Regions from separate parts of the Homo sapiens genome. Here region 2 is linked to region 1. A link is a loop called in an ENCODE intact Hi-C map of the cell type or tissue named here. Cell type or tissue: adrenal gland. All regions are shown on one strand. Links, peaks and the distances in the headings refer to the core of each region. The heading gives the core; the rest is flanking DNA. Region 1 has its middle 12 kb from the start of KLLN. Region 2 overlaps RNLS (renalase, FAD dependent amine oxidase).

Region 1 (5,388 bases), core at 237-5,236:
AACATAGTGAGACCCCGTCTCTTGAAAGCAGGGAATTTTTTTTTTTTTTTTTTTTGAGGCAGAATCTCACTCTGTCAGCCAGGTTGGAGTGCAGTGGTGCAATCTCGGCTCACGGCAACCTTCACCTCCTGGTTCAAGCGATTCTCTTACCTTGGCCTCCCAAGTAGCTGGGATTATGGGCGCATGCCACCACGCACAGCTAATTTTTGTATTTTTAGTAGAGATGGGGTTTTGCCATGTTGGCCAGGCTGGTCTTGAACTCCTAGCCTCACGCAATCCGCCCACCTCGGCCTCCCAAAGTGCTGGGATTATAGGCGTGAGCCACTGTGCCTGGCCAAGACCCCCATCTCTTTAAAAAAAAAAAAAGTTATCAATACTAGGGCTGCTGGATAACAAGTATACGTAAACTCCACACCAGGCCAGGCATGGTGGCTCACTCCTGTCATCTTAGCACTTTGGGAGGCCAGGTGGGTAGATTGCTTGAGCTCAGGAGGTTGAGACCAGCCTGGGCAAAATGGAAAAACCATGTCTCTACAAAAAATACAAAAATTAGCTGGGCATGGTGGTGTGTGCCTATAGTCCCAGCTACTTGGGAGGCTGAGGTGGGAAGATCACCTGAGCCCCAGGAGGTCAAAGTTGCAGTGAGCAGTGATCGCACCACTATACTCCAGCCTGGTGACAGTGAAACCCTGTGTCAAAAAAAAAAAAAAAAAAAAAAATCCATACCATTTTTGCAACTTTTTTCTAAGTCTAGAATTTTTTCCAGGCCACACACGATGGCCCACACTTGTAATCCCAGCACTTTGGGAGGCCAAGGCAGGCGGATCACTTGAGGTCAGGGGTTTGAGACCAGACTGGCCAATATGGTGAAACCCCATCTCTAATAAAAATACAAAAATTAGCTGGGAGTGGTGGCGCATGCTTGTAATCCTAGCTATTTGGGAGGGTGGAGCAGGAGAATCGCTTGAACTCGGGAGGTAGAGGTTGCAGTGAGCCGAAATCGCACCACTGCACTCTAGCCTGGGCAACAGAGCGAGACTCTGCCTCAAAAAAAAAATTCTTTTAAAATAAAATATTTAAAAACCAAATTAGCTAGGCATGGTGGCTCATACCTATAATCCCAGCATTTTGGGAGGCTGAGAGGGAAGAATTGCCTGAGGCCAGGACAACATAGCAAGACCCCAGTCTCTACAAAAAAATAATAATTAGCTGGGCATGGTGGCATGTGCCTGTAGTTCTAGCTACTGGGGAAGCTGAAAAAAGATTCAAGGGAGGGGAAACAGACTCCATCTCCTTTTGGTGGGAAGGGTGGCATGCGTGTAGAGGCATGGAGGAATTGTTGGTGGCCATCTTCCACAATGACCCTAGTCCTATCCCCTATAAATAACCCCCCAAAACAGACCATTTTACGTAGTCCTTCTCTCAGGTCAGTTCTGCCTAGAATATCTGTCATTTAAGAATCCTATCAGCTGACAATTTGATTAGCAACTGAATGTTTTCAGTTGTTTTCTATTTTGCTCCTTAATCTTCTAGTTTGTTAATGTGCTTACTCATCTATTTTACAGCATGATTCTACTCTAGGACTAATGTATTTCCCAAAAGATTCATTAAAATTCAATGAAATAAAACAAAAGTGATAATACATATATATATACATGTGTTTGCATAAATACATACAAATTATCTGGAAGAATAAGAGATGAGATAACACATTCTCTCTGAGGGCAGGATAGAGAGGGAAGGCTTCCAAGGGAGATAAATTTCTCTTTTTATTTATTGTTTTTTATATGGTTCAAAGGTTCTTTACAATGATTATTATATTTATAAGGTAGAAAGGTGATTTCATCCATTAGAATTAAAACTAAAAATATATGTCTATTATCAAGAGAATATTAAATAACCAGGAAAGAAGCTCGATTCTAATTGTATTTTAAAATAAATGAGCACCCTAAAGAATTTCCAGAATTTAAGCGTAAGGGTCTGTTTGGTGTTTGCTGGACAATAGAAATACATGGGAATATCTGCCATAAATGGTACATAGTAGAGATGTGTGGTAGACAGGCTGTATCTTATCCTGAATACCCTCTCTTCCCCAGATCAATGGTCTTGACCAGATCTATTTTTTACTCTTTGTACTATTTAATAACTTTTGCTGCTCAAAGAAAATGTCCTCGAAAAATAATCATATGACAGCACAGTACCCCCATCTTCTTCCATTCAAGAGAGTGGCAGACTGCTTTATCATCCAGTGCATAAGAGCTAGAAAAAAACTTCATAGACCCGCTAGTTTACCAATCTCATTTTACAAATGAAGAAACTGAGGCGCAAAGGGTTTACATGCCCCAGATTACACAGCAACTCAGTGAGGGATCCTCAGTTGGAGCCCGGAGAATTCCCTGATATACCCTATCAGTGAATAAAGATGGTAAGAAAGTCTAGCTTGTATAGAAACCTAAATGAGTTAGTTAGAAATTTGACTAGAGATGGTTTTTAATGACATTTTCAAGGCTTGGAAAGGAGTGAACAAAGAAAACAAGGAGATTGCTTAAATAGAGATGATAAATAGGGTTTGGGATGGAGAAAAACAAGGATAAGTGAATGAATGATTCCCGATGTTCACTCTCTAACCTTAAGTGCCTTGAAATTAGCCCATGACGCTAAATACCTTAAGGATCAAACATTAAAACATGAATAGCCACATGTTGCAAATTTGTTTCTCCTCCTTAGTTCCTAAGATTACTGGGAGAGTGTCTTTCAGACAAGAATATAAAGGAGGCAGCCGTTACATGTGGACCGCAGACAGAAAAGGGACTGTGAGGCCCGTGCTCTTTTGAAAGGAAGGAAACACCAAACCCACATGGAGCAAGGAGAACGCTGCCACCTGCTGAAGAGTTGGAGTCAATGAAAATGCTGCCATGCAGTTACAGTCAGCACCTTCATCATGGCTCAAAACCAGTTAGAAAACCTCTTTGCAGTCTGAGGCAGGTCAGTGCTGAGAGAAAGCTTAATTCTAGATTTCATCAGGCCAATGTGTGCTGGAGAAAGGTTAGTTTGTCTCTGGTAAGAGGTGGTAGAGGTCTGCATATCTGCTTCTCTTTCTTGCACAAATATTTATGCTTATTAGCTTTGAATTTTTTCCCAAAAGCTAAATCTCAAAATACTAACATATTCTTGGATGAGTCTAGATAAAAATGATATCAGAAAAGGCAATACAAGGAACTTTATTCAAGTAATGCATGCACTAAGTTAAAAATTCTCCAGGGCTCACCACTATCCTTCCCCAGATAAGTGGCTTCCCCCCGCCCCCACCAGCTTTCCATTTCTTCCTCTTCTATTCATGTACAAATATACACACACACACCAAGGACAACTGCAAGAGAGGGCTGGGAGAAAGTTGCCAATCCTTTGTATAAGGCCTCAGTCTTTCCCTTTTCGTCCATCGTTCCACTCTCCTTTCTCCTGCCCTCTCTTGCCATTCTTTCTTCCAATCCCTATTTTTCTCCTCTTGACCTCTATCTTTCAAGATTCCCCTTATTAATATACAAGAAACTGATATGGCTGAGAGATCCCCTGGGAAGGTGATATATACAGGACTGCCAAGTTACACAACTGCAAGGGCCACAAGTGATATCATATGTGATGCTGTTGTTTTGTACCTTTTGATTTTTCAACCACATAAATGTGTAGTAGCTTTAATTTATATTTAAATCTTTTTGAATCTGACCTTGGTCCCCAATGGTAGACCACTGTTTAATTTCATGGTTACACTAAATAATAAAATAAAGCAGTTCTAGGCCCTGCCCAGTTATAAGTCTCTTATTAAACAATGTTTTAAGATCAATAGAATAAGTTCAAAAAATACTCCTATTGTGATTTAGATTTTTCTCTCTTGTAGGAACTTCAGAAAGAATACCATAGAAAAACCTAATGTCAGAACTAGCTTAGGAGGGAAATTTTATCTTTTCTAAATATAATAGAACAGTTCCCTTTTGTAGATTTTTGTTACTTAATTGTACTAAATGTACTACTTTTTTTTTTTTTCTTTTTTGAGACGGAGTGCCCAGACTGGAGTGCAGTGGGGCAGTCTTGGCTCACTGTAACCTCTGCCTCCCGGGTTCAAGCGATTCTACTGCCTCAGCCTCCCAAGTAGCTGGGACTACAGGCACACACCACTATGCCAGGCTAATTTTTGTATTTATAGTAGAGACAGGGCTTCACCATATTGGCCAGGCTGGTCTTGAACTCTGAACCTCAAGTAATCCACCTGCTTCAGCTTCCCAAAGTGCTGGGACTACAGGTGTGAGCCACCTCACGTGGCTTAAATATTTACATTTATTAAAGAAGGTACAGGTTTGCATTGCAGGGAACCCTAAAGAAAAATGAAGTCTCTAAGTAAAGTCATGGTACTTGAAAATTAATCTGGGAATATTTCAAATCCTTAACATAAATTTTATGAAGTCAGGGAACTGGGAGAAAGCTAATGGATAGAAACAGACCATTTTCAGAGAAAAAAAAAATAACCTCATTTACATACATGGCTCTGAGCCATAAGTCATTTCTGAAATTTCTTTTCTGGACATGGCATCTTTGTCTTGGCTAGCTCCCAGGGTGCAGCCCCAGGCCATTGGCTGCTGCCACTCATAGGACCACTGTTTTCCTACCTCACCTGTTGAAACAAGTAAGAGGGAGGACTTAATTAAGGTGTGCTTTATTCTTGTGTTCTTGTAGACTTGTTCATTGTAAAATAGGATTTTCTGCATTTCAAATCTTGTTTATTTTACAATGTTGTGGCATTTGTCCTATTAACTGGTCAACTTTTCCTTATGACTTGAATTTGGCACATTAAATGTTCTCACTCTTTTCAAGTAGAATTAAACTGAGTCCTGCTTGAGAATGGCCATTACTCTGTTTTTGAAATGTACTGTCCTTTGCAACTACATCCAGAAATCTGCAAACCAGAAAATGTTTGCCCTTATTCTTTTTTGTCCTTTACCTTATTCAGGGCAAACATTTTCTGGTTTGCAGATTTCTGGATGTAGTTACCTTGGTGGTTTAGTGGGCTTGAGTTTGTTTCAGAAGCTGAGTCAAGGAATCCTGACCCCTAGTTCTCCCAAACTGCACAAATTATTTCTAATAACCTTCTCCAGTAGACATCTGTTTATTTTGCAATTAATAGAGAGTAAAGAAGGCCTTAAAGGCATTTGTGCTTTAGGGCACTCAATGTAAATGAATTACGATGCTGTCTTTGTATAACATCTTGGTTGATGGTAGACTAATGATGCCCTTTAAAGAAAGAAATGTGAGAATCATGAATAAAAATACTTCCAGAAGTTGTCAAAAGCCACATTATAGAAAGAAATTTGGTGTCTCATAGAACACTGATGGATT
Region 2 (5,388 bases), core at 280-5,279, 550 kb before region 1:
AGGAAATGAGGTCTGATCTACATCTGCCCGAATTGTATCTGCCAGAATTGTATCTGCACCAAACCAATTAGTTTTACCCACATCTATGAGATTTGAATGTAAATCACTAGATATGCAACATTTGGTTATCCTCACAACTTCAAGAAGGCTACACTAAAATCATCTCAAGGCAGTATTCGGCCCTGTGCTTAAAGATCCCCAGAGAAGGAACATTTCCAACTGCCAGGTACCAGGAAGTTTTTCCTAAGCCTAACTATAATTCTCTCTTCTGTAATATAAGCCCAGATACTACCCAGCTGACTAAAACAGCTGCTTATCTTCATCTGGAGAATATTTATTTGCCAATTTGAAGAATTGTTTTTGTAGTTTCCCTCCACTTCAGCATTCCCTGGGCCAAGTGATCTTAGTTGCCTTAGCTTTGCCTATTTTGTGACCTTTTTGACAGGTTCATGCCTGCCATTCCCAAGTACACTGTATTTCACTTAATACCTAAGAATAAACGAGGTAGAATTTGGGAAGTGCTGAGTCAAGTGTCTGGGTAACCTCCTGGTTTCTCTTTGCTGCAGTTCTTTATTCATCTTGTGTTACCAAGCTTCATTTTTCCACAGTAGCATTATTTTGCTACTTCCTCATAAGTTTAGGATCCATTCTTATATTTAGAGCTTTCCCGTCAAACTTAAGCCATGTTTTCCTCATCTTCTAACTTAAAATTATGTCTCCTGGATACATTACTATTCTATTGTCACTTGGCCTATGACTTAGGGGTTTAGACCTCATTTTAAACTTCTACCTATTTGACGTTAGGAAAATCCCATAGTACTTTTTCAGCAGAATAAAATGTCTGGGGGAAAGAAAAACACCTTAGAGGTGGTAATATCTGAATTGTAGAGAAGTTTACAGAACTCTTTCATTATCCAGATGATGAAACAGGCTTAGAATGATTAAACAATTTGTCCCAGGTCACAAAGATTCTTGGGAACAGAGGCAGGATTGAAACCAAGATCAATTGATTCTCAGTTGCATGCACTTTCTACAATACACTGAAGCCTTTCAACCATACCTCATGTATAATAACAAAGTTAACAAGCTAGGATTGCCGATGAGAATGATATGAAAATTAGAAGTTTAAAGGAATTTAACAGAAAACTGCTTTTGTTGTAAATTCCACAATCTTATCAGTAAATAGTATGGATTATAGAACTAGACTTCCATTTTTTTTGTCCTTTTTTGTTTTCTGTAGGCAAGGCCTTGCTCTGTTGCCGAGGCTGGAGTTCATTGGTGTGATCATAGCTCACTGTAACCTTGAACTCCTTGGCGTAAGTGATTTTACTGCCTCAGCCTTCCAAATAACTGGGTCTTATAGCCATGCACCACCACACACAACTAATTTTTTTTTTATGTTTTATTTTGTAGAGACAGGGTCTCCCTATATTGCCCAGGATGGTCTCAAACTCCTGAGCTCAAGTGATCCTCCTGCATCGGCCTTGCAAAGCACCTGGATTACAGGTGAAGCCCCCAGGCACAGCCCATCCTGTATTAAACTAGACAAATTTATGTATTTTAGTTAGCCAGGAAAAAAAAAAGCTACAAGAATCCTTTAATTAATTAAAATGGGTCCTTCCCACTAAATTGTCTTTTATTTTAAAGCTTATTATATAAATCTTCAAGTGTGTGCAAATATAGAAATTACAGAATATTGAATCTAGATTCAGCAATTGTCAACATATAGTCAACCTTGTTTTATCTATAATCCCAATGTGACCCAAAATTATTTGATGGAAATTTCAGGCATCATATTATTTCATCTGTAAATATTTCAGTGTATATTTCTCCAAGATAAAGGTACTTGTTTTAAACCATAACAAAAGTTATCACAGGCACAAATATTAACAATAATTTCTATTTACCATGTACACCATCACAAAATTAATATCATCAAATAGCCAGCCAATGTTCATATTTCTTTGATCTTCATATGTGCACATGTATATATAAGTTTGTATGTTTGATCAAGATCAAAATAAGGTTTTGTAATAGAAATGCAATTGCAATATAAGTAATTAACTGATATGTCTCTTAAATCTCTTTTATTCTACAGGTTTTTTTTCTCATTTTTCCCCTTGTAATCTTTTGTTGAAGAAACCAGGGATTATTTTTGCCCTGTATGGTTTCTGTGGTCTGCATTTGGCTGAAAACGTCCCCATGATGTCACTTAACATTCATCTGAGTCTTGTATTTCCTATAAATTGATGGTTATGTCCAGAGGCTTGATCAGATTCACTGGGGGCCGTGAGAGACTACTTTATAGTATTGTATTATTCTATCAGGAGATAAGCTGTTATTAACTATTGCTGAGGTCTGTTAATTCATTAGGAATTGCAAAAAATATATTTTACTTTATTCGCTAGAATGTTTCTAAAGAACATTCCACTTGTTAACTAATTGCCCACTTGTCAGTACTTTTGTCAATATCTCATTCGTAACTGCTTGTCTATAGCTTGTACTTTTAGAGATTACTCAGTAACGGTGCAGGAACTCAGGAACATTCTATAAGATAGAATTTTCTAGAACATTCTATAAAATAGAATGTCATCTTTTTACTTAAATATCATTTGGGCTAGATATAAAGTCTCTGGCTTACACTACATTGTCTTCTGCATAAAATGTTGCTGTCAAAAAGTTTGATAATAATCTGAGTTTCTTTTCATTATAAATGACTTGGTCTTTTTGCCTGGAAACCCCAACGATTTATTAGTATTATAAAAAAGAAACTTTTAGCTGTAAAACTATTAAAGTCTCCTAGTTTTGTTAGAGTATGTCTCAGCAATGGCTGTTATTGGTTTTTTTTTCCAGAGACATGATACACTCTTTCAATGTGTAATATCGATCATATTTCTTTTAAAAAACAAGTTTAGTATTTGTTCTGTTTCATTGCTCTGATTTTCTTCTTCTGGAACTCCCATATGTGTCTCTCTGGCATACTTTCATCATCTGTAGAGAAGTTATTCTGCCCTTTCTATTTTGTCTTATAATGCCTTTGTATGGACAGTTTTATTCTGCTGCTCAGTTGGTTTCAGTGAGTAAGTGTTTCTGTACTGTGAGAAGGGAGGTGCGGGCAAGAATAAATTTTTTTGATTCAGAACTCTAGAGCTCCCTCTTTTGAAAGGCATGATAAAAAAATCCTCATTCTTTGAAATGTGCTTTCCCTGCTCCTACCCCATTTTTAACTAGACCCTCTCTTTTCTGTATCTTATTGCTCCAGTCCTATTCAATTTGGATTCTCTTCCCAGGAGTTTCTCCATAGTGTGGAATAGGATCCTGTCTTGTTAGGGGGCTTTGGTTAAATGCTTTTAAGAATTTGTCTGGCCCAGATTGATCTAGCACCATAAGACCTTAATGAGTCACAGACACTGTGCACTACCCATAGTTGGATTAGGCAAAACACCCTCCCAATTCAGCAGCCATGTATGATTTATGCACATACATTCTGTCACCTCATTTTGCTTTAGATGTTGTCTGCGGGCCTTTGATTTTGCTATCTTAGTTGTTCTATTTTTGTAGAATGTAAGTACATCTATACTGTATCTGCCCAGAATTTTGCCCCACATTATCTTTTAAAAATAAGCAAATCAACAACAAAAAGATGATATAAGACATCATTTTGTGTGGTATTTCCAAGTCCTTAGCCATAAAACTTTTAACCTACAGTAGAACTGCAAGAGAATTGCTCATGATAATTCTAACACTTGGGCAATGCAAAATCTTGAACCATCAGAAAAAGAAAGTCTCTGACTAACTTTTAATTTACTAAAAAACTCATTTTCAATAAATAATTAGAACACTCTATTCTGGTGTTTAGTATTTTGACATTCTGAGGCTGTGAATGCTAAGAGTAACTGAGTTCTGTTCAACTAGTCCAATGTTTTCTAGGACCGAATTTCAACATATATGTTATAAAGACCTGTCTCAATATTTATTATGGTTAATTTACTAAGAATATGTTTACTGTATTTAGAAAGAATTTATAACTTCTGGTTTATGGAAAGCATGTTGATTTTTCTTTTTTGTCACATTGATTTTTCAATTGATTTTTCTCAGAATAATCAGAAGTGCATTTCTCTGAAGTGTGTCTTTCCTAAAGGTGAAATTTACCTTACAAATCAATGGCAACCATAAGGTTATGGTAAAAGGGGTGAGTAGGGGGGAAATTGGGAGAACTCCTGGAATTCAACATCCAATACAATTTGAATTATTGTTTTCTGAAGGAAAATTAAAATGTTCATTAAAGGACAGAAGAACTGAATATTATTTAAAAATTATAATATCTAGGAAATAATATTCAATAAATTATATTGAATAGTACATTAAGGAATTTGAGTTACATATCTGTATTTGTAAAAAGTTAAGGTATTCTTCTAAACAAATCTAGGTCACATAGGGGCATTGAAAACTCTCAAAATTGAGAAACAAGGACCCTCCCATAAGCAGCAAAAGTCCTAAATAAGTAGAATTTAATAAATGCCTGTTCCTGATGCTTGGGTACTTAAAATGGCACATCAATAATAAACTCTTAAGTCATTCATTCAAGATACATGTATTTTATATGTCAAGCCCCGTTCTTAACACATAAGGAAGTTAATATGATGTTATCCCTGCATTTGACAAATATGGTCTAGTAGATTAACCAGGAATGTAAACAGATTCATAAAATGTCATATGATATGTTTCAAAATGGAAGCAGCACACAGTAAAGAGGATAGAGATATCACTTCCTAGTACTCACAGAGAGGTGATTAATAAGGTCCCGAAAGATTGGAAGTGTGACAAAGAGGAAAGAGTATATTCAGTGGAGTGAACAGTATATACAAGGGCATGGATGTATGACAAAAGATTGCATTATGTTCAATGTGACTAGACCAGAGAATCTGAGGAGGAAATAAATGAAGCTACAAAGGGAGATCAAAGGAAAATAGGGATTCCTGTATGTCATGCTAAAGAGACTCTATCTTGTAGATTGGTAATTTTCAATCCTATGAAACCCCACAGGTTAATAATGGGCCACTCAAATATATTAAATTCTATTCTCTGGAACTTGTAAATGTTACCTTATAAGGAAGGAAAGGTCTTTATAGATGTGATTAAGTTAAAGATCTTTAGATGGAGAGCTTAACCTGGATCATCCAGGTGGGCCCTGTATCCAGTCACAAGTGTCCCTATAAGAGAGTGGCAAAGAAAGATTTGACAGAAACACTGAGGAGGCAATGTGACCACAGAGTAAGAGATTCGAGTGAAATAGCCACAAGGCAAGGAATGCTGACAGCCACCGGAAGCTGGAAGAGTCAAGGAACAACTTCTCCCTTAGATCCTTCTGGGACAGTGAACCCTACC

What was found. Hi-C counts contacts between places; a loop is a spot of excess contacts. Peaks named below come from ENCODE experiments on the same cell type or tissue, not always from the same donor. Only the 100,000 strongest peaks of a DNase experiment are listed, where the experiment ranks them.
Region 2: it touches region 1 in a loop (2.7-fold over the local background); 6 of 110 quality-filtered maps call a loop at or near these places.

What each region holds. Positions count from the first base shown.
Region 1 is chr10:87,848,449-87,853,836 of GRCh38, reverse strand. No RefSeq gene overlaps it. Among named protein-coding and RNA genes, the nearest start is that of KLLN, 12 kb to the left of the region's middle. In adrenal gland, for the core only: CTCF peaks have their summits at 2,687 and 2,886 (motif pointing left); a DNase peak (open chromatin) is centred at 2,886.
Region 2 is chr10:88,399,893-88,405,280 of GRCh38, reverse strand. The region is part of intron 4 of RNLS (renalase, FAD dependent amine oxidase); the gene reads left to right. Among named protein-coding and RNA genes, the nearest start is that of RNLS, 180 kb to the left of the region's middle. In adrenal gland, for the core only: a CTCF peak has its summit at 3,150; no DNase peak of the experiment used is centred there.